2 separate regions of the Mus musculus genome follow, and region 2 is linked to region 1. Evidence: chromatin loops called from intact Hi-C (ENCODE). Cell type or tissue: heart. All regions are shown on one strand. Links, peaks and the distances in the headings refer to the core of each region. The heading gives the core; the rest is flanking DNA. Region 1 holds the start of Tor3a (torsin family 3, member A). Region 2 has its middle 20 kb from the start of Abl2.

Region 1 (12,483 bases), core at 1,859-9,858:
ATGTTAAGAGCACTGACTGCTCTTCTGGGGTCATGAGTTCAAATCCCAGCAACCACATGGTGACTCACAACCATCTGTAATGAGAAACAAATATAAAAAAACCTGGGCTGGTGAGATGGCTCAGTGGGTAAGAGCACCCAACTGCTCTTCTGAAGGTCCTGAGTTCAAATCCCAGCAACCACATGGTGGCTCAAAACCATCTGTAAGATCTGACTCCCTCTTCTGGAGTGTCTGAAGACAGCTACAGTGTACTTACATATAATAATAAATAAATCTTTAAAAAAAAAATAAAAAAAAATTAAAAAAAAATAAAAAAACCTATGGGCTGGAACACTCAGGAGGCCAGAGATGGGATAGGGGGAGCGGGCCAGAGCAAAAGGAAGAAGGGAAGGGGGAAGAAAAACATTAAAAAAAAAAAAATTTAAGTGTGTGTATGTGTGTGGGTGCGTGCCTGCCTCCTTGCCTGCCTGCCTGCCTGCCTGCCTGCCTGCCTGCCTGTCTGTCTGTGGGACTCTGCTCCTGAGTGCAGTGCTTACAGAAGCCAGAAGAAGGCATTCAGAGTGAGTTCTGAGAACTGAACTCAGGTCCTCTCCAAGACCAACAGATGTTCTTCTTTGCCGAGCCATCCCCATCCCCACCCCATCCCATCCCAAGAAAGTAGTCTCTGTGTTTTGGTTGGTTGGTAAGTGTTTGTTGTCCTTCCTTCCTTCCTTCCTTCCTTCCTTCCTTCCTTCCTTCCTTCCTTCCTTCCTTCCTTCCTTCCTTCCTTTTGGTTTGGAGTGTGTGGGGGTGGGGTGGGGGTGGAAGAGTTTTGGGACAAGGTTTCTCTATGTAGTCCAGTCTGACCTGGAACTTGCTCAGTAGTCAAAGGTCCGCCTGCCTCTGCCTCCCAAATGCTGGGATTAAAGGCATGTGCCACCACACCCAACAACAACAAAAAATAGATATTCTTTAAGTAACTGTTCTTCTTTTATTAATGGTAGAATTTTTAAAGTTCAGAAACATTTGAGTAATGAAGTTAGAGTCCCCCTAATACCTAAGGGTAACTGTTAGCACAGTGCACCTCACTCTAATCCTGTAGTCTCAGCACTCTAGTTACACACTGTAGTTTCCCCAGGGCAAGGAATAAAAGAGTCTTTCTAACTTCCTCAAGTCTAACATAATATCATGGGCTTTTCCCTGTGCCACTCAATTTCAAACCTTTTTAATGGCTTCGTGGTATTTCCTGAGAGCTTAGGCATAATTTGAAGTATCTCTCAGTTGTTAGACATTTAGATCGGCTTGGTTTTTCTCTTACTGTTAGGAATATGTATACATTTTCATGTATATAATTACACCCTCCTCCCCCAGTTTATACCATGGCAGTACAGCTTGCTTCTAATATACAAGCAAGTCTGAAATAGAGGCGATTCAAAGAAACAGACAAACAAAAACCTTTCATAGCATGAATTGAATATTAAGATGTTATGTAATTTCTTTTTTAAACTTTTTCTTCCAGCATTCGGGTTTCAACCTGGAATAGACTGAATTATCTAAAGAATGGAGTACTAAAGTCTGCCTTAAAATCTGCCATGGCCCATGACCCCATCTCCCCTGTGCTCTCCGATCCACACTTGGACACTGTGGACCAGCGGCTTCTGAATGTCTTGGCCACCATCAAGCAGTGTACTGACCAGTTTGGGACGGATACTGTGCTGGTGGAAGACAGGATGCCACTCTCCCACTTGTAATTCTCAACGCAAAACAAGTGGAACTGATTTTACAAAGATAGAGAAACAGCACAATCAATTCCAAATGGCATGCGATGGTCTGCAGGTGGCCACAGTGGGTGCTGGTGGCAGAAGACGGTGGCGGCCCTGGGAGTGCTCGGTGTTTTCTGCAGTGCAAGCTACGGACCACAGTTAGGCTGCCTCACCTCTCAGGCGGCCAGCAGCAGCTCTGCTCAGTCTTTATTCCCACACCAAAGGGCGAGCAGGTGTGACATTGGCTAAGGAAGTGTTTCCAGAGTGTGCGTCTCGGGTGACCCTTGCTGTCTTTTCTCTACACCCATGGATTCTCTGAAAATACTTTGCAGTTCCTTGTGTCTTAAAAAAACACAAAAACAAAAACCAGAACTAGTCAGATTGAAACCATACTGTTCCTCCAGAGCGGCGTTAGACAGGATAGCGGTCCGCACCGGGGGCCGTGTTTAAGGGAGATTGGAGGAGGGGAAAGGCGGAAAGGTCTTGGGACTCTAAGCTATTGGGTGGCATGGATTTGACATCTCAGGGAAGAGAAGAGGGAGGGACTCACTCTTTAGAACCAGGAAGATAATTGACTTAGTGAAAGACAGCTTCCCCTCTGTTTAGGTTCTCAGATATGTCCAGAGCAAATTAGTCATCCCCCGGTTGTGTTCATATTAACCACAATCATCTCTAGAGGAAAGAGTATTACAACCCAGGCATGATCCTCTATGGACACTAACTTACCCCATGTCCACCTTTGCCCAAAAACACTGAAACTGTGCTCTCTGCCACCTGCCCCCCACGCTTTTTCTTTTTCTCTCTTTGGCATTGTTCATTTTGAGGTAGACCATAGACTCTAGCCCAGGCTGATCTGGAGCTTACTGTATAGCCCAGGCTTTGAACTGGCCTTAGCCTTCCACATGCTAGGATTATAGGTATGAACCAACATGCCCAGCTCTCTCTTCTCTCGTGAAGTCATACCCTGTGAGTAACTGGCCTGTAATGGCGCTCTTCCTAGGACAGTGGTGACCTTGTCTGTGCCGGTGACTGCACCCTGCAGGTAACAGTGAAAGCTTTTAAGCCTCTGAGCCTCGAGACTGGGGAGATTGAGTTTATACCCCCTAGTCTCTCACATTCAAATCTAGTAGCCTGTAACCACTTTTAAATGGCTTGAAATTAGGAAACTTGTACATTTAATGTACACTTTGCGGTAGATTAAGGAATATACTGCATATTTCTTTTTTTAAACTCGGGATATTGAACTTCAGAAAACAAATATTAGCACAAAACACTAAAATAGTGTTAACAAAAGGAGATATTGAGCCAGGCAGTGGTGACACGCACACCTTTAATCCTGGCATTTGGGAGGTAGAGGCAGTCAGATCTCTGTGAGTTCAAGGCCAGCCTGGTCTACAGAGTAAGTTCTAGGACCAAACCCAAAAAATAAAGCAAAAACAAAAGGAGGTATTAAGTCCAGTTTCCAGGCTACTTGCTGTGTACATCAAGAAAATTCAGTTGAATTCTGAGATTAGCATGGTTATTAGCACTTTATGCTGGGAGCCAGCAGAGTGGTGGACTTCCGTGCTGACTAAGCTGTGGCTCAGCATTCCATTGCACACTGGTGAAGTGAGTAGGGATTGTTCCCAGGCAAGCAGCCGTACTCGTCATGTTTTCTGCGGAAAAGAACAGGCAGGAAAGCTGCTCCGAGCAGTTAGAGAAAAGCCGCCTCACACTGTGTTTCACACTCGGGCAGTAAGTATTGTAACGCCGGCCTCTTTTTGGGTCATTTACTAGATTAGGACTATTACATCCAAGGCACTGGGGGATTCTGGTGGGCTCCAAATTAGCTTTACTGATTGAACATCCACAGAGATGGAGGCATTTAATACAAAACCAGGAACTCCGAATCCATTGCTCTTTCCTCCTTTGCTTTCACTTCTTAAGTATATGTGTTCTGAAGTTGAGATGGGAGAGATTTGAATATAGAATTTTTATTCTCAAACTGTTTAGTCATCTAAGGCTTCATTGTACTTCGGGGAGAGCTATAAGTAACTCACCTTTAAAACAACAGGCTCTGATTTGCTGAAGAGGTTTGGTATTTTTTAAGGTATGTCTCCCTGTTTGCACTCAGGGTTAAAGTGTCAGACTAAATTTTTAGAAGAAAACAGAAATTCAGGTGTGTGTTCATTATAGGTTATTCAGCAAAGTGGACCCTGACAGTTTCTCGGTTTCCCCAGTGCTGAAGACAGCATTGCCATCCAAAGAAACTCACATTTTCTTTAAAGCTATCACACTTTGTCTTCTTATCCCCTGCTTCCTGTTCCTTCAGCCTCCCTTCCCTTTCCTTCCTGGATCTCTGATTATCTTGTGATCATAGCACCTGCTGTCGGCACACTCCCGTGAGTCCTGTGGTCAGGGTTTCAGGATAGGAGGTGGAGGTTTGGGTTAACGTGGGAAAATGTTCTTGCTTTGACACAAGGAAGTACTGAGTGGCTGCACCGAGAAAGGACTTGGCTAGTAAGGTTAGAATGTGCATCGCGCATAGCCGAGCAGCCTGCTAGCAGGTGACACACTCCGTGGGGGAGGCTCTTCTCCCCTTCTTTCTCTAGTCTGGGTGGTGAACGGGCTGACACTGCTGTCACTGGTTCTTAGGACCTAAGGTGGTCCTCATAAACTCCTGGGGGAAGCTGGGAGCAACTTCCTGGGAAGCTAATTTATTTGTCTAAAGGGTGGTGTGGGCATCACCACCCTTGTTTGATCTGCCTTGGATTTCCTCTTGGAGCTTATGTGCAGATAGAGGTTGTACTTGGTAAGATTTCTAATGTGTTCTATGGGTTTCAATTCTGAAAAAAAAATAAAAGATTTTAATATATATTATTGTATAATGTCTTCTGGTTAATCTCCCCCCACCCCCAACCCCATGCTTTCTATGCCATTTCTATTCCTACTGCTGTTTTTTAGGGAGAGAATGTTACATCCTTTATTTCTGCTTAACCTTCCATAGGGACTGCTTCCTGTGGTTGAGAGCCTTAGACTTCCTTACGAGCTTTTGAACGGCCCACATAGATTGTACCTGTTACCTACAAGTCGTCCTAGGACTAGTCATAGGACTAGTCGTCACGGGACTAGTCACAGGACTAGCTGCTAGTGTTTCCTGGATGTTCAGTAGTTTCCTTCTTCCTTGTAGCTTCTTGGAGATGAGGAATTATGAGTCCTAACTAGGACTTGGCAGCGCACTACACTACAGACAAGAAGAAAGGACCAGTTTCCCTGATTAGAATTCTTAGAATACCCAGAATTTACATTTTTGAAATGGAAATCTAGTATCTAACCCCTCAGCCAGACAAGTATCGTTTAGATTTCCTCTCCATGTGCTGCATAAGTGTGCCAGCCTTGTCATTGTATTTGAACAAGGCACATGGAGACCAAATTCTGGCATGCGTTCCAGTTCACCACATACAGATTGTATCAGTTTTCTATTATTGTGATAAAACATCATAACCAAGGCAATTTATTGCAGAGAAAGTTTGTTTGGGTTTACAGTTCAGATTGGATCCATGATGGTGGAGTAGAGGCAGCAGATAGAGAGGCTAGAGCTGAAGTCATGTCTTCATACTTTGTTTTTCTCTCTTTTTTTCTTGAGAGTTTGGCTACTGTTCTCTTGTTGTAAAGAGACATGACCAAGGCAACCCTTATAAAAGAAAGCACTTAACTGGGGCCTTCCTTACAGGTTAGCACACACTCCTCATGGTGGGAAGGAGATAGGTATTGTGGTGGAGCAGTGGCTGAGACCTTTACAGACTGATTCCTAAACTGCAGGTAGGGGTGGGGTGGGCTGGGGTGGGCTGGGGTGGTAGAGCAGCCAGACTGGGCTCAGCCCAGTGATAGGCTTCTTGCAGCAAGGCCGCATCTCCCAGTCCTTCTAATTGTTCTCAGGTAGTTCCACTCCCTGGTGACTAAGCTCTTTAAATATCTGAGTCTATGAAGGCCATTCCCATTCAGGCTGCCACATTCCATTACCTCACCCCAGAGGCTCTGACCCACATCCTAATGCAAAATCCCATTTCTTTCAACATCCAAACTCTCCAGAGTCTTTCACAGTCTCCGTGCTGTTCAAAAGTCCAAAGACTCAAGGCAGTCTCTTAACTGTAACGCACTGTAAAATCAAAATGAAGAAGCAGATCACACACTTCCAACATATAATGGCACAGAATATACATTTCTGTTACAAAAGGGAACAGAGGGGAGCCTATGAAGGAACACTGGACCAAAGCAAGAATGAAATCCAGCAGGGGGCTGGTGAGATGGCTCAGTGGTTAAGAGTGCCGACTGCTCTTCCAAAGGTCCTAAGTTCAAATCCCACAACCACATGGTGGCTCACAACCATCCGTAACAAAAATCTGATGCCCTCTTCTGGAGTGTCTGAAGACAGCTACAGTGTGCTTACATATAATAAATAAATAAATATTTAAAAAAAAAAAAACACACACAAAAAGAAAAAAAAAAAAGAAATCCAGCAGGGAAGACTTCAAATTCTGTTGTTAGACTCTAACAATCGCGTGGTTCACACTCTCAGTAGCTCCCCTTGGCAGGCATCCCAGGGGCTTTGGCATCTCCAACATCTTGGGATCTCCAACCCAGTCCAAGCTTTTCTGTACCAGCTTGTCCAGGTGTCCATGCAGGACTCCCCTGGGTCCTAAAGCCAGAGTAGCATGGCCGAAGCTGTCAAGTTCTGTTTGCTAGCTCAGGATCCTGCCCACTTCGTCTTCATACTTTCAACCACAAGCACAGAGCAGAGCAAACTTGAAATGGCGTGAGACTTTAAACATGTTTGTTGTTTTGGGTTTTGAGACAGGGTTTCTCTGTGTAGTCCTTGCTTTCTTGGAGGAACTCGCTCTGTAGACCAGAGCTGGCCTCGAACTTAGAGATCTACACTTCAAGTTCTGCGTTTACGGACAAGTTCTTAGGCAATGCCTTGGATCTTTAGACTGCTTGACTAGTTGGCGAGCCCTCACGGCTTCCTGTAATTCCCACAGTGGCCTCTAGGTGTCCCCATGGCCCACGCGCTCTTCCTGATGTTTACATCCACTAGTCCCACAAGAATGGGATGTGACGAATTTACAGAAATACTTAGAGACTGATCCAAACCCCGGTGTACAATCCGGTTGTTGTTTCATTGTGGGGCCGACTTCTTGGTGAAACCTTTACCTCAAGATTTTTTTTTTAAAGATTTATTTATTGCTGGGCGTGGTGGCGCACACCTTTAATCCCAGCACTTGGGAGGTAGAGGCAGGTGGATTTCTGAGTTCGAGGCCAGCCTGGTCTACAAAGTGAGTTCCAGGACAGCCAGGGCTATACAGAGAAACCCTGTCTCGAAAAAACAAAAAAACAAAAAAACCAAAAAAAACAAAAACAAGAAACCCAAACAAATAAACAACAACAAAAAGATTTATTTATTTATTTAATGTATGTATACTGTAGCTGTCTTCAGACACACCAGAAGATGGCATCAGATCTCATTACGGATGGTTGTAAGCCACCATGTGGTTGCTGGGATTTGAACTCAGGACCTTCGGAAGAGCAGTCAGTGATCTTAACCGCTGAGCCACCTCACCAGCCCCCACCTCAAGATTTTTTTATTGCTTTGTTTAAACTATACAAGCATAGCCATTTAATTATTTTACAAAGATATAAAATGCATACATCTAGAAAAGAACAGCCTCTTTAACAAATGGTGCTGATAAACTGGATATCCACATAGAAGACTGATTTCTGCTGTCTCTCACCCAACATAGCAATCAGTTCAAAGTGAACTGGTCTACCAAGTGAGTTCTAGGACAGCCAGGGCTACACAGAGAAACCTTGTCTCGAAAACAAAACAGGCAAACAAAAAATCCAAACAATAACAAAAACCCATAGTATGTTAGACTGTCATGCATGCTCAGATATTTATTTTACTTATTTACAAATTTTATTTATTTATTTTATTTATTTATTTACAACTAAGTGTAAAGAAGTGGGTCAGTTTCCTGCCACCTTGGCAAGCACCCGAGAGTTATCAAAGAAACAGTTTATTTGGTTCATAACCTTGAAGGTCAAGTTCACTACTTACAGACCTCTGGGAAAGGTGGGCAGAGTGCATCGTGGCGGGAGCAATTGGTAGAACAAAACTGCTCACCCACAATTCTCTTTCAAGAACATGCCCCCACCCCAGTAACCCAAAGACCTCCACTAGGGCTCACTTCTAATTTCCACCACCTTCCTCCTGATGCCAAGCTGGGAACCAAGCCTGAGTTTTTGGTGTTTTCTAAATATTGACAGGGTCTCACTATGTAACTGTAGCTGGCTTGGCACTCAGTATGTAGACAAGGCTAGCTTTGAACTCAGAGAGCTGTGCCTGCCTCTGCCTCTGCCTCCTGGTGCATCTGATCAGGTTTTAAAACCTAGCTATGCGTGGGCAAGTACTTAGCCTAACATCTGTAATTCTCACATGATACAATTTCCTCTTAACCCGGGGTTTTCCCGAACTCAAATACCATCCTACCCTACTTCTTGCTTCTGCTAGACTGGCATCCATGAAAGCCTGCTGCTGCTCACTGCTCTCTACTGTTTCATTTTCCTCTTTAGAGGACCAGGCCACCCAGCTCTCCACTGCTCACACTCTTCGGACTGCTTCTGCACCCAGCTGACTCCCCTGACAACAAAAAAACGCTCCCTGCTCAGACGGTTTCATCACCCTCCTGTTGGCAGAAAGCTGACCTACGAGGGCAGGGCACCAAAAGGGGTTCTTATGTGGGAGGCGCAGCTGAATGGCTGGCAGTGGCCATTTCGTGGCCACTTGAGGCCACAGGCATGCCCCAGAATAGCCTGCATCCCGAGGGGCAGACAGGGGCTCAGGATTCCTGCAGTCCGGGACACCAGTTTGAGTTTCATTTCGGATGGGTCTCTGGTCTGAATCGAAACTTGGTTCCATTAGGATGGGTTGCTCAGTCAGCCTCTGCGAGGGCGGAGCGGTCACCACGGCGACGCCAATCCTGGGCCGCGCCGGCTGGTGGGTGTCGATGAGTCCTGGGTCCCGGGACTCTTGGAGGCGGAAGCGCTCGCTCCGGTCATGTTTCTTGGCGCTCTCTGGTTGCTGCTGCTCCTGCCGCTGCGCCCCCCGGGAGCGCAGGGCCAGGAGGCCGACGAGCCCACCCCTTGGCCGAGCGTCAAAGGCCTGAAGGAGCAGCTGAGGAAGGCCGGTGCCCTCTCCAAACGGTACTGGGAGCTTTTCAGCTGCACCTTGTGGCCCGATCACTGTGAAGACCAGGAGACCCCCGTGCCGCCTCTGGGTAAGAGCGGTCCCCGCCGCCGACCCCTCGCTCACCTGCCAGTCTCACTCTTAAGCACTGCGTACTGCAGGCCTGCATCAGGGGCCTGGTCACTGCACCCCACCTCCGCACGACTCTAGGTGCAGCCCCTAGGGACAACTAAAGGTCTGGCTGCTCTGCCGCCCCTCACCTGCCCTGATTTCTCTAGACACTCAAGCCTCCCCATTCTTGCTCGCTTTATTGATGATGGTTTAAGGAAAGCCGTTTGTAGACATACTTGGTGATTGTCCCAACCCCAGATACTTTCACTTCTAAGGCTTAGAGAGGAAGCGCTGGGGCGTACGAGGGAACCTGGCTGTGAGTTGGGACCTGAACTCTGGTTTGGGCGCTGTCACACTGAGAAACCTCAGGACTGTCTCTCTTGTCCCTATCTTGCCATCTCATAGCATTTCCTTTCCAGGCTGGAGCCTTCCTCTGTGGGGCCGGCGGTCGCTGGATGTGCTCACTGCATGGCTCTGTCGCTTTCAGGACTGCTGCAGCGGCGGCGGCGATTGCAGGATCTCCAACAACTTGACAGGTTGGAGCTGACGTGATTTTCAGGGTTCAGGTATCTGGGGGAGGGGGTTGGTGAGTATGGAGAAGCGACTGGTGAGAAACCTACCCCTCACGGGTCTGCAATTATTTGAGGACCTCTCTGACAAGACTTTGAACTCCACGATTTCCAGAAAGGACACTCTCCAACAATAGGGACGACAAAACAGCAGCACTGATAGTGCCCTTAGCGGATGTTACATTATACCAACTAGGAAAAGTGCCCAAATACTTGCTATGTGGCTGTTTTCAAAATACTAGTCCTCAGGAGAGCCAGGCAAGTACTTCATCCCTCAGCCCTCCTGGGTTTTTGTTGTTTGTTTTGTTTGTTTGTTTTTTAGAGTATGGAGATACTTAGTGATTTGTTTATAAAAAGATTAAGAAGTTTAAGATATGTTCTATGGGGTTGTGGGGAGGTATGGAAAGGGGGTGCCTCAGTGGGCCCATGCCAAGGCATCCCTTCCCGCTGAAGGGCCAGCAGGGGAAGAAAGGGGAGTTAAGAGGGTAGTAGAGGCAGAGGAAGGAGAGAGAGACAGAGACGGAGAGGCCGGCCTTGAGCACGTGGAGAGAGGGGGAAGGGAAGGGGGAAGCGAAGAGCCCAAGAGAGAAGCAAGCGGGAAGCAAGAGTAAGTAAGGGAGGAGGGGTAAGCAGCCCCTTTTACAAAGGGTCAGGCCTTTGTGGGGAGGAGCATACGAGGCTGTTGCCAGGCAAGTGTAGGTTGGCGTTTAGACAGAATGCTAACACTTAATCAAGAGCAAGAGGCCCTTACCTTACTCCCAACCCCAGTCGTGGTGCTCCCAATTTTTTTTTATCTTTAGTTTATTTATTTATTTATTTATTTATTTATTTATTTAAAGACAGGATTTCTCTGTGTAGCCCTGGCTGTCCTGGAACTCACTCTGTAGACCAGGCTGGCCTTCAACTCTGAAATCCCCCTGCTTCTGCCTCCCAATTGCTGGGATCAAAGGTGTGTGCCACCACTGCCTGGCTAGCTTTAGTTTAAAGGTACAGAGTTTATTGGTATCTATGGGAACCATGAACATCTCATACCCAACTAAGACAGCTGGCAGGAGACACTGTAAGGTGCAGGTTATGCCCTGGTCATCCTCTGTTCTGAAGATGTCCCTATACTCATACCTGAAGGACATCTTTTTTCCTTTTTAAATATTTATTTATTATATGTAAGTACACTGTAGCTGTCTTCAAATACACCAGAAAAGGGTGTCAGATCTCATTATAGATGGTTGTGAGCCACCATGTGGTTGCTGGGATTTGAACTCAGGACCTTCAGAAGATCAGTCAGTGCTCTTAACCGCTGAGCCATCTCTCCAGCCAGGAAGGGCATCTTCTGAGGAAGAACTGTTCATCTCTGTTGGCTCCACTATGTACCAGGCCCTGTGCTAAAAATTCTGCAGCGACTGAGTCAGAATCTCACACAGCCTGCCTCTTTTCAAGAGTGTTAGAATCGGAATAGGAATGGTAAGCAACCTCTCTGAGGGGAGGTGAGATTATGAAGCCAGAAAGCTCATCAATAATTGTGGTTAAAATGTCCCTTAGGGCTGGAGAGATGGCTCAGTAGTTAGGAGCCAGCATTACCCTTACAGAGGGCTTAAGTTCAATTCCCACAATCCCCATTAGCCACCTCACCGCTGGCTACAACTCCACTTCCAGGGGATCGGACTCCCTTTTCTGGCTTCTGCAGGCAGCAGCCCTCAGCTACAGACACCCAGAACTACATACATATATCTATATACATAATTATATAAAAAGAATTTTTAAAATGGTATGTTCTAGGGTTTGGGAGTTAGATCACTTGGCAGGGTGCCTAAGTGATCTAGGGGAAGCAAGAGTCTGAGTTCCAATCCCAGTACCCACATAAAAGTTGGGCATAGCCGGGCGGTGGTGGCGCACGCCTTTAATCCCAACACTTGGGAGGCAGAGACAGGCGGATTTCTGAGTTCGAGGCCAGCCTGGACTACAAAGTGAGTTCCAGGACAGCCAAGACTATACAGAGAAACCCTGTCTCGAAAAAACCAAAAAAAAAAGTTGGGCATAGCTCTGCACACCTGTCACTCACTGCACTGTTGGCAGAGACTGGTGGCTCCCTGAAGCCTGTTAGCCACAGCCAAACTGATGAACAACAGGTCCAGGGACACACCATATCACACACACACACACACACAAAAAAGGCATGATTAAGGAAGACACTTAATGTTGACCCCTTTTGCATGTACACATGAACACCCACATGAACACACACACAACACACACAGTGTTCCTTTCTAGTCAAGTATGGTGTTCTGTAGTCTAGCACTTGGGAAACTTAAAAGATATTGTCTAGGAGCTCAGCCTAGGCTACATAGAAAGACCCAGTCTCAATAAAGAATCGTCCGTCTGTCTCCAGGTTTAACCAGAAAAGGTCTGTGGCATATAACCTGGACCCAGCAGCAGCAGTGAGCGGTTAAGGCTGGTGGATGGTTTTCCTGAGATGCTCCACTGTCTTTTGCATGGTCTTTGATGGATGAGCTCTTAGAAACAAGAGACTTCATTCCAAGATTGCTTCTTGCTATTCATATGCCTTTCCTGTCATTATTAAATTAATATAACAATCCCTGGGCATTAGCCCACCCTATTAAGCAGATTTCCTGCAGATCAACATAAAGATGCACTTTCATGAATTAATGCTACTTAGATGAATTAGTGATTTTATGGAATTCCTGATTTAATCCTAGGGGAAAAGTTTTAAGAAATGGTTTTAGTTGTTTTGCGAGGAAGATGTAATAAAGTTAAAATCAAAAATAGAACATGCCTACTCCTCATAAAGGCTGCATAATAAGAAATGCAACGAGCTTTCATA
Region 2 (12,483 bases), core at 2,980-10,979, 140 kb after region 1:
ATTCTCAGAGCTCACATAATAGAAGGGGAGAACCGATTCCTACGATCTGTCCTAGGATCTCTACACAGACTCTACATAAATGCACACAAAATAATAGTAACTAAAATTAAAGGTTTAAAAGTAGTTCAAGGGCTGGAGAGATGGCTCTGCGGGAAAGAGCACTGGCTGCTTGCTCTTCCAGTGGTCCCGAGTTCTGTAGCCCAGCAACCTACATGGTGGCTCACACCCATCTGTAATGAGATCCGATGCCCTCTTCTTACATGTCTAAAAGTAGTTCAATAAGTAGAGAGTACTTTTGAAGAGAACTTAATTTTATAAAACGTAATTTCTAAGATTTTCTATCCTAATCCTAATTAAAATCCATTTCATATCAAGCAACTATTTTCGTATTTATGCTAAATTATGATGTGCACAGATATTTAGTCTCTCTAGTACAGCTGCATTCCATTTGATGCTCTAAAACGTTGGTCAGTCTGGTGTGGGCCATTCTCGCTCGCGTAAGTCCTCAAGCCCTTCTGTGCAGGTGCAGTGTCAGGGACTCGGGTTACAGCTGTAAAAAGAGTTCTTATCTATTCCAGGAAACTGTAGTCTTAGGGAGATATCGGTCAAGAAAACGGATAATTAGACTAGACTGGGTTAAGTGCTGAGGCAGGGAAAATGATCTACCAGCCGAGAAGTAGGACAGTACGGCTTTTCCAGTACAGGAATCCGGAGGACCCGCAGGAGTCAGCCTGAGAAGCTAGGCTGGGGGAAGGGAGGAAGGCAGCCCAGAGAGACCCTGGCAGCGGCAGGGGCAGGGCGGGTGGGCGGTGTGAAGCTTTCTAGCATCACCAAGTGTTTGTGTTTGCTGAGCACAGCAGAGGTGATAGAAAGCACAGAGGATGAGCCTGTGAGCGATCCCTGACCTGGAGATGCCAGAGGCAGGAAACATTGTTTCCACACAGGCAACAACAAAAGCAACAACAAAAGGGGGGGGGGGGGCGTTGGTGGTTACGCAGATGCAAATTCAGTTCTGTTTTTTAAAAAAAGATTTATTATTTGTTTTTTTAAAATATTTATTTATTTATTATATGTAAGTACACTGTAGTGTGTCTTCAGACACTCCAGAAGAGAGCATCAGATTTCGTTACAGATGGTTGTGAGCCACCATGTGGTTGCTGGGATTTGAACTCAGGACCTTTGGAAGAGCAGTCAGCGCTCTTAACCACTGAGCGACCTCACCAGCCCCCTATTTATTATGTGTATGTAAGTACACTGTAGCTGTCTTCAGACACACCAGTAGAGGATGCCAAGATGACATTACAGATGGTTGTAAGCCACCATGTGGTTGCTGGGATTTGAACTCAGGACCTTTGGAAGAACAGTCAGTGCTCTTAACCGCTGAGCCATCTCTCCAGCCCCGGTTCCGTTGTTTTGATTCCAGGTCCAGTTCAAGGTATGCTCCCCCTGCCTCAGCTACCTGTGTTGCTGGGATTACAGGCAAGCAGCAATATTCCGCTCAAGCTCAAGTTTCTGTTGTTGTGTCTTGCTTGTTTCTTTTGTTGTTTTGCTTTGCTTTTATGAGACAAGGTCTCATTATATAGCCCTGGCTGGCATAGAACTCAAGGAGATCTACCCTCCTCTGAGTGCCAGGGACAATGGAGTGTGCTACCACACCCGTTTTAGGTGACCTTTTCCGGTCATGTTTCTTGTTTTAAGTGGGCTGGAGATCACATGCTAAGCCAGCGTTCCACCATTGAGCTATTCCTCAGCACCCCCCTCCCCTTTTTCTTTTTCCAAGAGAGGGGTCTCTCTGTGTAGTTTTGGCTGGTCTAGAACTCACTTTGTAGACCAGGCTGACCTGGAACTCACATAGATTTGCCTTCCTCTGCCTCCCAAGTGCTGGGATTAAAGACATGAACTACCACAGGCTTATCTTTCACGTTTGATTTGAACTAGGGTCTCCCTGAAGATGTTCAGTCTGGCCTTGAAGTGACTCTGTAGCCCAGGCGGGCCTTGAACCTATGAGCCTCTTTCCTCAGCTGCTCAGTACAGGATTGACAGGCCTGTGCCACCAGGTTCAGATTTTGATCATTTTTTCCCCATTAATTTATTTATCTATTCACTTTACATCCAGATTGCAGCCCCTCCTACTCCCTATTCCAACTCACACAGCCTCTCCCCTCTTTCCCATCCCCTTCTCTGAAAAGGGGGAGGTCCCCCCGGGTATCCATCCACCCTGGCATATCAAGTCACTGTAGCACTAGGCACACCCTCTCTCACTGAGGCCAAACAAGGAGGGCCAGTTAGGGGAACAGGATCTGTACTCAAGCATCAGAGTCAGGGACAACCCCCTCCCCAGTTATTGGGGGACCTGGATAAGACCAAGTTGCACATCTGCTACATAGGTGTGTGTGGGCAGAGGGAGAGGCCTAGGTCCAGCCCATGTATGCTCTTTGGTTGGTGGTTCCATCTCTGGGAGTCCCAAGAGCCCAGGTTAGTTGACTCTCAGTCTTCCTGTGGAGTTCCTACCGGCTCCCAGTCCCTCAAGCAAGCTACCCTGCTCAACACACTTGTATTCAGGTGTTTTTTATTTTGTTTTAAGAAGTAAAATCCTTGAGTGCTTTCTTACTCAAGGATTTCTTTCTTTCTTCCTTTGTTTTGTTTTGTTTTGTTTTTGTTTTGTTTTGTTTTTGTTTTTGTTTTTGTTTTTGAGACAGGGTTTCTCTGTATAGCCCTGGCTGTCCTGGAACTCACTTTGTAGACCAGGCTGGCCTCAAACTCAGAAATCTGCCTGCCTCTGCCTCCTAAGTGCTGGGATTAAAGGCGTGTACCACCACACCCGGCCCCTCTTCCTTTTTTTTTATTGGATATTTTCTTTATTTATATTTCAAATGTTATCCCCTTTCCCAGTCTCCCCCCTCCTGGAAACCCCCTATCCCATCTCCCCCTCCCCCTGCTTCTATGAGGGTGCTCCCCACCCACCCACCCACTCCCACCTCCCTGTCCTCGATTCCCCTACACTGGGGCATCTATCCAACCTTCATAGAACCAAGGGCCTCTCCTCCCACTGATGCATGACAAGGTCATCCTCTGCTACATATGCAGCTGGAGCCAGTCATGTGTACTTCTTGGTTGGTGGCTTAGTCCCTGGGAGCTGGGAGGGGGGTGTTAATTGATTGATATTGTTGTTCTATCTATGAGGTTGCAAACCCCTTTAGCTCCTTTAGTCCTTTCTCTAACTCCTCTATTAGGGACCCTGGGGCTCAGTCCAGTGGTTGGCTGCGAGCATCCTCCTCTGTATTTGTAAGGCTTTGGCAGGGCCTCTCAGGAGACAGCCATATCAGGCTCTTTTCAACATGCACTTCTTGGCAATCCACAATAGTGTCAGGTTTTGGTAACTGTATATGGGATGAATCCTCAGGTGGGACAGTCACTGTATGGCCTTTCCTTCAGTCTCTGCTCTACACTTTGTGTCTCTGCTCTACACTTTGTCTCCATATTTGCTCCTGTTAGTATTTTATTCCCCTTTCCAGGAAGGACTGGAGTCCTTTGATCTTCTTTCTTTTTGAACTCCATGTGGTCTGTGAATTGTATCTTGGGTATTCCGAGCTTTTGTGCTAATATCCACTTATCAGTGAAAGCATACCACGTGTGTTCTTTTGTGATTGGGTTACCTCACTCAGGATGATATTTTCTAGTTCTCTCTCTCTCTCTCTCTCTCTCTTAAAAAAAAGAAAGAAAAAAGAACAGGGTCTCACTATGTAGTCCTGGCTGGTCTGGAACTCATGGTGATCTACTTGCCTCTTTCTCCTAAGTAATGGGATTAAAGGAGTGTACCACACTCCACGTAGCTTTGCTTTTATATAAAGTTTCCTTGCTACTTTGCAAAGAAAAATAGTATGATAGCCTCTTCCTTATCCTGGACGACCACCGAGGCCTGCAGCTCCAAGATCAACAATGTACTAACCACACCTAAGAAAAACAATTTTGGACCAGATGTGTTATTGAGCACCCATTGTTCCAGTTACTTGGGAGCCTGAGGCAAAAAAGGTTGTGTGAGCTGCAAATTGCTAGACCCTGCCACAAGAAGAAGAAAAGGAAAAGAAAAGAAGAGGAGAAGGTGCAGGAGGGAAATGAAAGAATAAACATCAACACAGTCACGTCGACCAGAATTCAGTCGATACTCGGATTTCCTCAGTTGTCCCTAATGTCCTTCACGACTGTTCTCCCACCTATTATACTTTACTCTTCTCTTCTCTGTAATCATAAGTAGCCATAGATTAATATCAAAGCAGTTGGGCTTTGTCCACTGCGATCAGTGCTCTCTGATTTGTGACGGGATCTGTGAGGAAGCCATCTGGAAAAGCCTTTCCTGACAGACAGAACAGAACCATCCAGCAGCCTCTAGATGTCTCCCTTAGACAGAGAAATGACAGGGAGTGGCTACCAAGCCCTCCCCAGAGTCATCTGGCTCCAAAAGATGCATTTCCCCCTTCCTCTTATTTCTCCAAGGCCAATCTGCCTCTTCTACATTTGTTTCCTCCTAAAAATTGAAATGCAAGATTTCCTTCATTGAAATTAATTATCTGCCTGAATTTATCACATTTTAAGTAGACTGCCTACCATACCCTTTGAAGCTACTGTATTTCGTCTCAGACTTGAGGCTGCCTCTTCTTTCTTTTTCTGAAGATTTATTTATTTATTATTTATGTGTACCTGTCTGAGCCTGTATGAGTATATGGGAACCATTTACAGTGCAGAAACCAGCAGAGGACAGAAGACAGCTTTAGATCCCATGGCATTAGAGTTACTGACTGTTAATGTATGCAAGCAAGTTGGCCTTGGGGACTGAACTCTGGCCCTCTGCAAGAACAGTTAGCAGTCTTAACTACTCAGCCCTCTCTCCATCCCCAGACTGGAGATTTTAAAAGAACATGGGAATACTTGTGACTCACAGGTGGTGCTTTGGATCAAAACAAAGTGTAAAAGAATAATGAAGTCATCCACATGCATTCACACAACACATGTTCCTTAGGTATTAATAGGTGAGAGGTTTGGAAGAGACTCTTGGGCATGTGTGCATGCATGCCACACACACACACACACACACACACACACACACACACACACACACAAAACAAGAACAGAAATACATTCTGGAACCCATATGATCACATGGGATATTCAATATCATTGCTATATAGTCTAACCTCTCAGAGTAGCTTTCTCATCTGCAGGGCATTCCCAATAGGAAAGAATAGTATAAAACTCAGGCCTAGCCAGGTGGTGGTAGCACACACCTTTAATTCTAGCTCTCAGGAAACAGAGATGGGCAGATCTCTGAGTTTGAGGCCAGCCTGATATACAGAGTTCCAGGACAGCTAGGGCAACACAAGGAAACCCTGTCTCAAAAAAACAAAACAAACAAGACTCAGACTTAAAGTGTCTCTGTCATGATCTTTCAAGTTGTAAAGGTCCTTTACTAACATTTTTGACTGTAAGCCCATGCTGAATACGCAGATGAATGTTCACAGGACATCTGAAAGACCTTTGGGGTTACAGCGGGGGTAATCATTTGTATGGTTCCATTGGGCATTCGATGGAGCCTCAAAAGCGAACTCCAAACTAGCCAAGGGAAAAATTGCTTAGTTCTACCTAGCCTGGCAGGGTGTCATAGGCCTTTAATCCCAATGTTGGGGAGAAGAGAAAGGCAGATCTCTGTAAGTCTGAGACCAGCCTGGTCTATATAGTAAAGTCCAGGCCACCCAGGACTGCATACTAAGACCCTGTCTCAAAGAACAAAAAGCTTATTTTGGAAGAGACTAAAGCCCCAAACTCAAAAGCCAACCTCAAAAAGACCTTCTATCATCAACATAGGTTAAAGAATCTATAATGTCTTAACTGAACATAATCTTGCTGAGTTTAAATGGCCCTCCACTTAATCTATTAAAAAGAAGGAGGAGGAAGAGGAGGAGGAGGAGGAGGAGGAGGAGGAGGAGGAGGAGGAGGAGGAGGAGGAGGAGGAGGAGGAGGAGGAGGAGGAGGAGGAGGAGGAGGAGAAAATGTCTGGGACTGGAGAGATAGCTCAGCAGTTAAGAGCACTGGCTGCTCTTCCAGAGGTCTTGAGTTCAAATCCCAGTAACCGCATGGTGGCTCATAACCATCTGTATAATATGTGATCTGATGCCCTCTTCTGGCATGTAGGTGTATATGCAGATAGAGCACTCAGACATTAAATAAGTAAATACATCTTAAATGACCCTCTAGGTATTTAACATATACAAACAAGGCTGAAAACTGGGGAGTCAGTGCTTTTAAGAACAGTTTACATTTAGTTTCTATTTGGAGAGGTATGCGTGCACGGGCATGTACCACAATGTCTGAGCAAAGATGAGAAGATAGCTTGCAGAAGCCATTTCTCTCTCTCTCCATCATGTTTCAGGGATCAAACTCACGTTGCCAGGACTGGTAGCAAGCACCTCTACCCACTGAGCTATCTTGCCAAGCCCTCATTTTGTTTTTGGGTTTGCTTGTTTGTTTTCTATTTTTGAGACAAAGTCTTGCTTTGTGGCTCGGGTTGTTCTCAGATTCACTGTCCCCCTTTCTCTGTGTCTTAGATGGGGTGCCTATCGCCGTGATACAATACTGTGACCAAAAGCTGCTTGGGGAGAAAAAGGTTTATCTCCTCTCACAACTACCAGAGCACACAGGGAACTCAGGGAGGGGACTCAAAGCAGGAACATGGAAGTAGGAACTGACATAGCAGAAGCTAGGGGGGCAGGGGGACATTGCTTACTTCTTGCTCCAGGTTTGTTCAGCCTGCATTCTCATACAAGGCAGAACCATCTGTCCAGGGTTGGCACTGGTGGCCCGAGGTGCCCTCAGTCCACCCACAACAATCATTAATCCATGAATGGCTCCCAGGGCTTGCCTTAGGTCCATTTTATGGAGCGTTTTTCTCATTCACGATTCCGTCTTCTCAGATATAGCTAGGTTTGTGTCGAGCTGACAAAAAGGAACCAGCATAGTCTGCTTCCCAAGTTCTGTGACCACAGGCACTGTGCTGTCACGCACAGCCTTATGGGCCCTCTTAAAAGAATCTTTGCATTGCTGGGTGTGTGGTGCACACCTTTGAGCCCAGTGAATGGCAGGCAGAAGCAGGGGGATCTCTATGAGTTCAAGGCTTATCTAAAAAAATAAATATCTTTTATTATTTGACATCATTTTTCCTTTATTGTACTTAGATAAGTAGAGAGTAGAGACTTGGATTGTACTTAGATAAGAGAGAGTAGCATGGGATAGGACTAGATAGAAAGCCACAAGAAAGGGGAGAGGAATAGGGGTAATGGAGGGATGAAAATGACCAGAGTACTGTGTATACATGTATGCCACAGGGATAAATACTTTTTAAAAAAGGAATTTATATGGGCTGTGTGGAAGTTTGAATGAAGGTGGCCTAGAGGTTCATAGGACTGGCACTATTAAGAGGTGTGGCCATGTTGGAGTAGCTGTGGGGTGGCTGGAGGAAGTAGGTAGGCTTTGAGGTTTCAGAAGCTCAAGCAAAGCCGAGTGTCTCAGTCTTCTTTCTTACTGCCTGCAGAGCCAGATGTAGAACTCTCAGCTCCTCCTCCAGCTCCATGTCTGTTTGTATGTGGCCATGCTTCCTGCCTTGACAATAATGGACTAATCTATAAGCCAGCCCCAGTTAAGCGGTTTTCTTTGTAAGGGTTGCCATGGTCATGGTGTCTCTTCACATCAATAAAACCCTAACTAAGACAGGGTGTTCACTAGTGGTGCAAGGGGTGAAAAGACATCCAGACAGGATGGAGGTTGCTAAAGAGAAGCTCTGATGAATGGGATTTGAGGAATAGGTTTGGGCGATAGCATTTCCCCTCACATCTGTACCCTTTAAAATAATAATAGTTACTTACTGGGTGCTGGTCACTGTGCTTCAGATACTAAGCATTTATACACGTCTTTTTAAAACCTAATAATAAACCCATGTGCTATTATTATCCCAGTTCTCAGACAGGAAACTCAAGGCAGCCAAAATACTCAGTCAATAAATAGCAGCACCATGGGATTTTTGTTTGTTTGGTTTGGTTTGGAGATTTTTTTGTTTTGTTTTATTTTGGTTTGGTTTTGGTTTTTCAAGACAGGATTTCTCTGTGTAGCCCTGGCTGTCCTAGAACTCACTCTGTAGACCAGTCTGGCCTCGAACTCAGAAAGCGTCTGCCTCTGCCTCCTGAGTACTGGGATTAAAGGCCTGCGCTGCCACTGGTCAAGGAAATCTGTTTTTATGAGAACTGCTATAGTGCAAGTGTTTGTCACACTCTTCTGTGTGATCTTGCAAGCGCCAGCAAGCTCTTAATGTAGCTTTTGGGTTTTTTGTTTTGTTTTTATTTTTACTTATTTTTGTGGTACCTGGAATAAAACTGAGGGCCTTTACAAGCAAGGCAAGGGTTCTACCGCTAAGTCCTACCCCAGCTCTGATGTTGCTGTTTTATTTTATTTATTTTTGTGAGTATTTGTGTAGACGTGCTATGTACGGCACTTGTGGAGGTCAGAGAACAATTTCCAGAAATTAGTTCTCTTCTTCCAGTCCTGGGTCCTGCAGATTGAATTCTGGCCATGAGCATGGCTGCAGGCACCTTCAACCGCTGAGTTGACTTGCCTGCTCTGTGTAGAGGTTTAAATAGTCATGCTTTCTCCTCACTCTTCTCTTCTGCACCCCCCCACTTCTTCCTTGTTACTATTCTTTTCTTTTTAGATTTAAAAAATTACTTTTAAAATACTCGACAATTTCGTATATTAATACACGTATAAGCCGGGCAGTGGTGGCATACGCCTTTAATTCCAGCACTTGAGAGGCAGAGGCAGGCAGATTTCTGAGTTTGAGGCCAGCCTGGTCTACAGAGTGAGTTCCAGGACAGCCAGGGCTATACAGAGAAACCCTGTCTCAACCCGCCCCCCCCCCAAAAAAACCCCAAAACACGTATATATGGTCCTGGATGGTATACATACTATAGATGTCGATCATATTGTATTGGGTGTTTTGTTTGGAGGCTGGATGTGAGAGTTGTCAGTGAACATTACTGGTAGGGCATGATTTCTGAGCACGGAGGAAGCCCTCACAAGTTCAAGGCCTACTACTTGTCCAGAGGACCACACGCAGAGACATAGTTAATCCCACAGCCGTCAGAAATGAGCGCTTCTCATGTTTTCAAAACAAGAAGCCCTGCTTGTTTGAGATGTGGGTCTTCTGACAGCCAGGGACCTTGAACTTGGCCCTACACAGCCCTCGATCTCACGTTCCTAGTTCTGCAGCTTGGTGTTCATGAACTTGATGCTTGGACAATAGGAACCTGGCCACTGTGCTCTGGAGCTTCTCACAGATGCCCAGTTTCTGCCGGGAGTCTCTCATCCTCTGCACAGGACAGCATTGTGATGTCGATGATGGGAAAGGGTGGAGCCTCATCCGAATAAGACAGCCATCTTGCCACAACTGTACCTGCTGCTTGTCACACACATGGCCTCCAGGGTTTTAGAGGAGAGGCACTCATCTTCATCTGATACCTCGTGGTCACAGAGTGGGAATTTATCCATTTTTGGCTTCTTCCACCCCAGGTCAAAGATGCAGGAGCAAGACTTGGAGTATGACTTGGGTTTTTTTCTTTTGTTTGTTTTTTTTGTTTTTGTTTTGTTTTTTATTTTATTTATTTTTAAAGATTTATTTAATTTATTTATGAGTACACTGTTGCTGTCTTTAGAAACACCAGAAAAGGGCATCGGATACAATTACAGGTGGTTGTGAGCCACCATGTGGTTGCTGGGAATTGAACTCAGGACCTCTGGAAGAGCAATCAGTGCTCTTAACCACTGAGCTATCTCTCCAGCCCTTTCTCTCTCTCTCTTTCTCTCTCTCTCCCTCCCTCTTCCCTCCCTCCCTCTCTCCTTCCCCCCTCCCTCTCTCTCTCTCTCTCTCCTTCCTTCCTTCCTTCCTTCCTTCCTTCCTTCCTTCTTTCTTTCTTTCTTTCTTTCTTTCTTTCTTTCTTTCTTTCTTTCTTTCTTTCTTTCGAGACAGGGTTTTTCTTTGTAGCTCTGGCTGTCCTGGATCTCACTCTGTAGCCCAGGCTGGTCTCACACTCACAGAGATCCCCATGTCTCTGCCTCTAAAGATTAAAGGCGTGTGCTTCCACTGCCCAGCTTCTACTTATAATTATTATGTGTAAACAGAGGTGTGACATTTTTAAAATAAATGTCATTGCAAGGGGCTTGAGAGATGGCCGAGTGGTTTAGAGTATCTGATGCTCTTGCAGAGGATCCGGGTTTGTCTCCAGCACTGACCTGGTGGTTCATAACCATTTGTAATTCTAGTTCCAGGGGATTCAGCACTCTCTTCTGACCTACGTGTGGTACCAGGCACACACTTTGGGCACATGCATACATGCAGACAAAACACTCACATTTATAAGATCAATAAGTGTAAATAGAATCATAGGGTATAAGTAGAATTCTGACACAGCAGTTCTCTTGCTGAGCCTTGCCTCTCCTCCAGGCTCACACTATAATTATGCAGATCTAGGTTTCTACTGTTCTGCTTGGTTTTTTGTCAACTTGATGCAAGCTAGAGTTCTCTGGAAAGAGGAACCTCAGCTAAGAATATACCTATATCAGATTGCCCGTAGGTGCATCTTCAGGGGCATTTTCTTAATGATGGGTGTGGGAGGGCCCAGCCTACTGTGGGCAGTGCCGATTGGCTAGGTGATCCTGGATGGTATTAGAAAGTTCGATGAGGGGCTGGTGAGATGGCTCAGGGGGTAAGAGCACCCGACTGCTCTTCCAAAGGTCCAAAGTTCAAATCCCAGCAACCACATGGTGGCTCACAACCACCTGTAACAGAGATCTGATGCCCTCTTCTGGTGTGTCTGAAGACAGCTACAGTGTACTTACATATAATAAATAAATAAATCTAAAAAAAAAAAAGAAAGTTCGATGAGCAAGCCATGGAAGTAAGTCCACAAAGCAGCACTTTTTCGTGGTTTTGGCTTCAGTTCCTGTTTCCATGTTCTTCCCTTGAGTTCATGTCCTGACTTCCCTCCATGACGGAGTGTGACCTGTGAGTTGTAAAGTGAAATAAACTCTTTCATCCCCAAATTAGTTTTGGTTATGGTGTTCATCATAGCAATAGAAACCTAACTGGGTTGGACACTGGGCTATAGCCAGATATTTTCACAGAAGGGTATGAGACCTATCACCATAATGTCTCATTGGTTGATTGACTATGGTGCTTGGAACTGAAATCAGGGTCTAGTACACGCTGATACTCTACCACTTAGCCATTCCCAGCCCCTATTATTTTTTTCTTTTCCTTTCTTTCTTTCTTTCTTTCTTTCTTTCTTTCTTTCTTTCTTTCTTTCTTTCTTTCTCTCTTTCTTTTTGGTGTGTGTGAGCTTATGTTCTGAAGCCAGAGGTCAATTTCCAGTGTCTTCCTCTATTACTCTCCACCTGTGTGTGTTTGTGTGTGTGTGTATGGTATGTGTGTGTATGTAATGTATATGCATGCATGTGTGCACATGTGTTACCTGTGTGTGTAGAGAGATGAGCTTGAGATGGGAAGTCCTTCTTAGTCACTCTCCACTTGACTCATTGAGACAGGGACAATCAATCAAACCCAGGGCTTGCCAATCTGGACTAGTCTAGCCAACCAGCTTGCTCCAGGGATCCCCTGTCTTCTGAGCGCTGGAATTACAGGAGGGCTGCCATGTTTCCTGGAATTTCCCATGGGTTTTGGGAACCTGAACTTTGAACAGCAAGTACTTGACCCACCCAACCGTCTCCCCGGGGCTGCTCCACTTTACTTTCTGAATCAGGATCTTTTTCTGGGAATCTAAAGATGACTGATTTGGTTGGCCAGCAAGTCCCAGAAGGCCTCCTGGCTGTCTCCACAGTGCTAGGATGCAGGCATGTGTAGTCTTTTTTCTCCCAGCCTGAAACCTGCTTGCTCAGGGGTGGAGCTTCCTGCTCATTCGTTCTGCCATGCCCACTGCTAGAACCTGCGGCTTTGCTGTTCCAAAGCCATCACGTGCTCACCCTGCTACTGGACTCCGAGATTATTTGGCGGGAATCGGGTCCCCTCCCCCTTCCTTCATAACTGAGTGTCGCAACAGTAAAAATTGAGCTTTGATCAGAGTGACTTTTGACTTGGCTTCGTTCTTTCTTCCACCCGTCTAGTTCTTCTCTTTCAGCCCGAGTTGCCATCTCAGTTGAACCTTCGTTGCGAACTGTGGGCCGGCCACAACAGTTTGGCGCCGGAATAGGGACCTGAAGAATGGCAGAAGGGCGCTGAGAAAACGCTGTTGGTGTGGAGCTCCACGGGAAAGGCAAAGGATCTTTGTATCAGGCACCAGAACAACAAACAGATACACATGCTAGCGCTAGCTTAATAATTTCATTCTTGTAAGGTGTTGCTAAGGGTGCGGTAAGATACGAGCTAAGCTT

Evidence for each region. Peaks named below come from ENCODE experiments on the same cell type or tissue, not always from the same donor. Only the 100,000 strongest peaks of a DNase experiment are listed, where the experiment ranks them.
Region 2: it touches region 1 in a loop (3-fold over the local background); 3 of 42 quality-filtered maps call a loop at or near these places.

What each region holds. Positions count from the first base shown.
Region 1 is chr1:156,670,658-156,683,140 of GRCm38, reverse strand. Tor3a (torsin family 3, member A) reads left to right here and starts at 8,802. Exons shown (of 6, transcript NM_023141.2): 1 at 8,802-9,055; 2 at 9,495-9,611. The coding sequence starts at 8,836. Fam20b (family with sequence similarity 20, member B) reads left to right here. Exons shown (of 8, transcript NM_145413.4): 8 at 1,499-4,570. The coding sequence ends at 1,730. In heart, for the core only: a CTCF peak has its summit at 6,762; DNase peaks (open chromatin) are centred at 6,760, 8,750 and 9,300; H3K4me3 peaks cover 1,814 bases; H3K27ac peaks cover 1,498 bases.
Region 2 is chr1:156,532,272-156,544,754 of GRCm38, reverse strand. It overlaps the pseudogene Gm17975. Among named protein-coding and RNA genes, the nearest start is that of Abl2, 20 kb to the left of the region's middle. In heart, for the core only: CTCF peaks have their summits at 4,397 and 6,193 (motif pointing left); no DNase peak of the experiment used is centred there.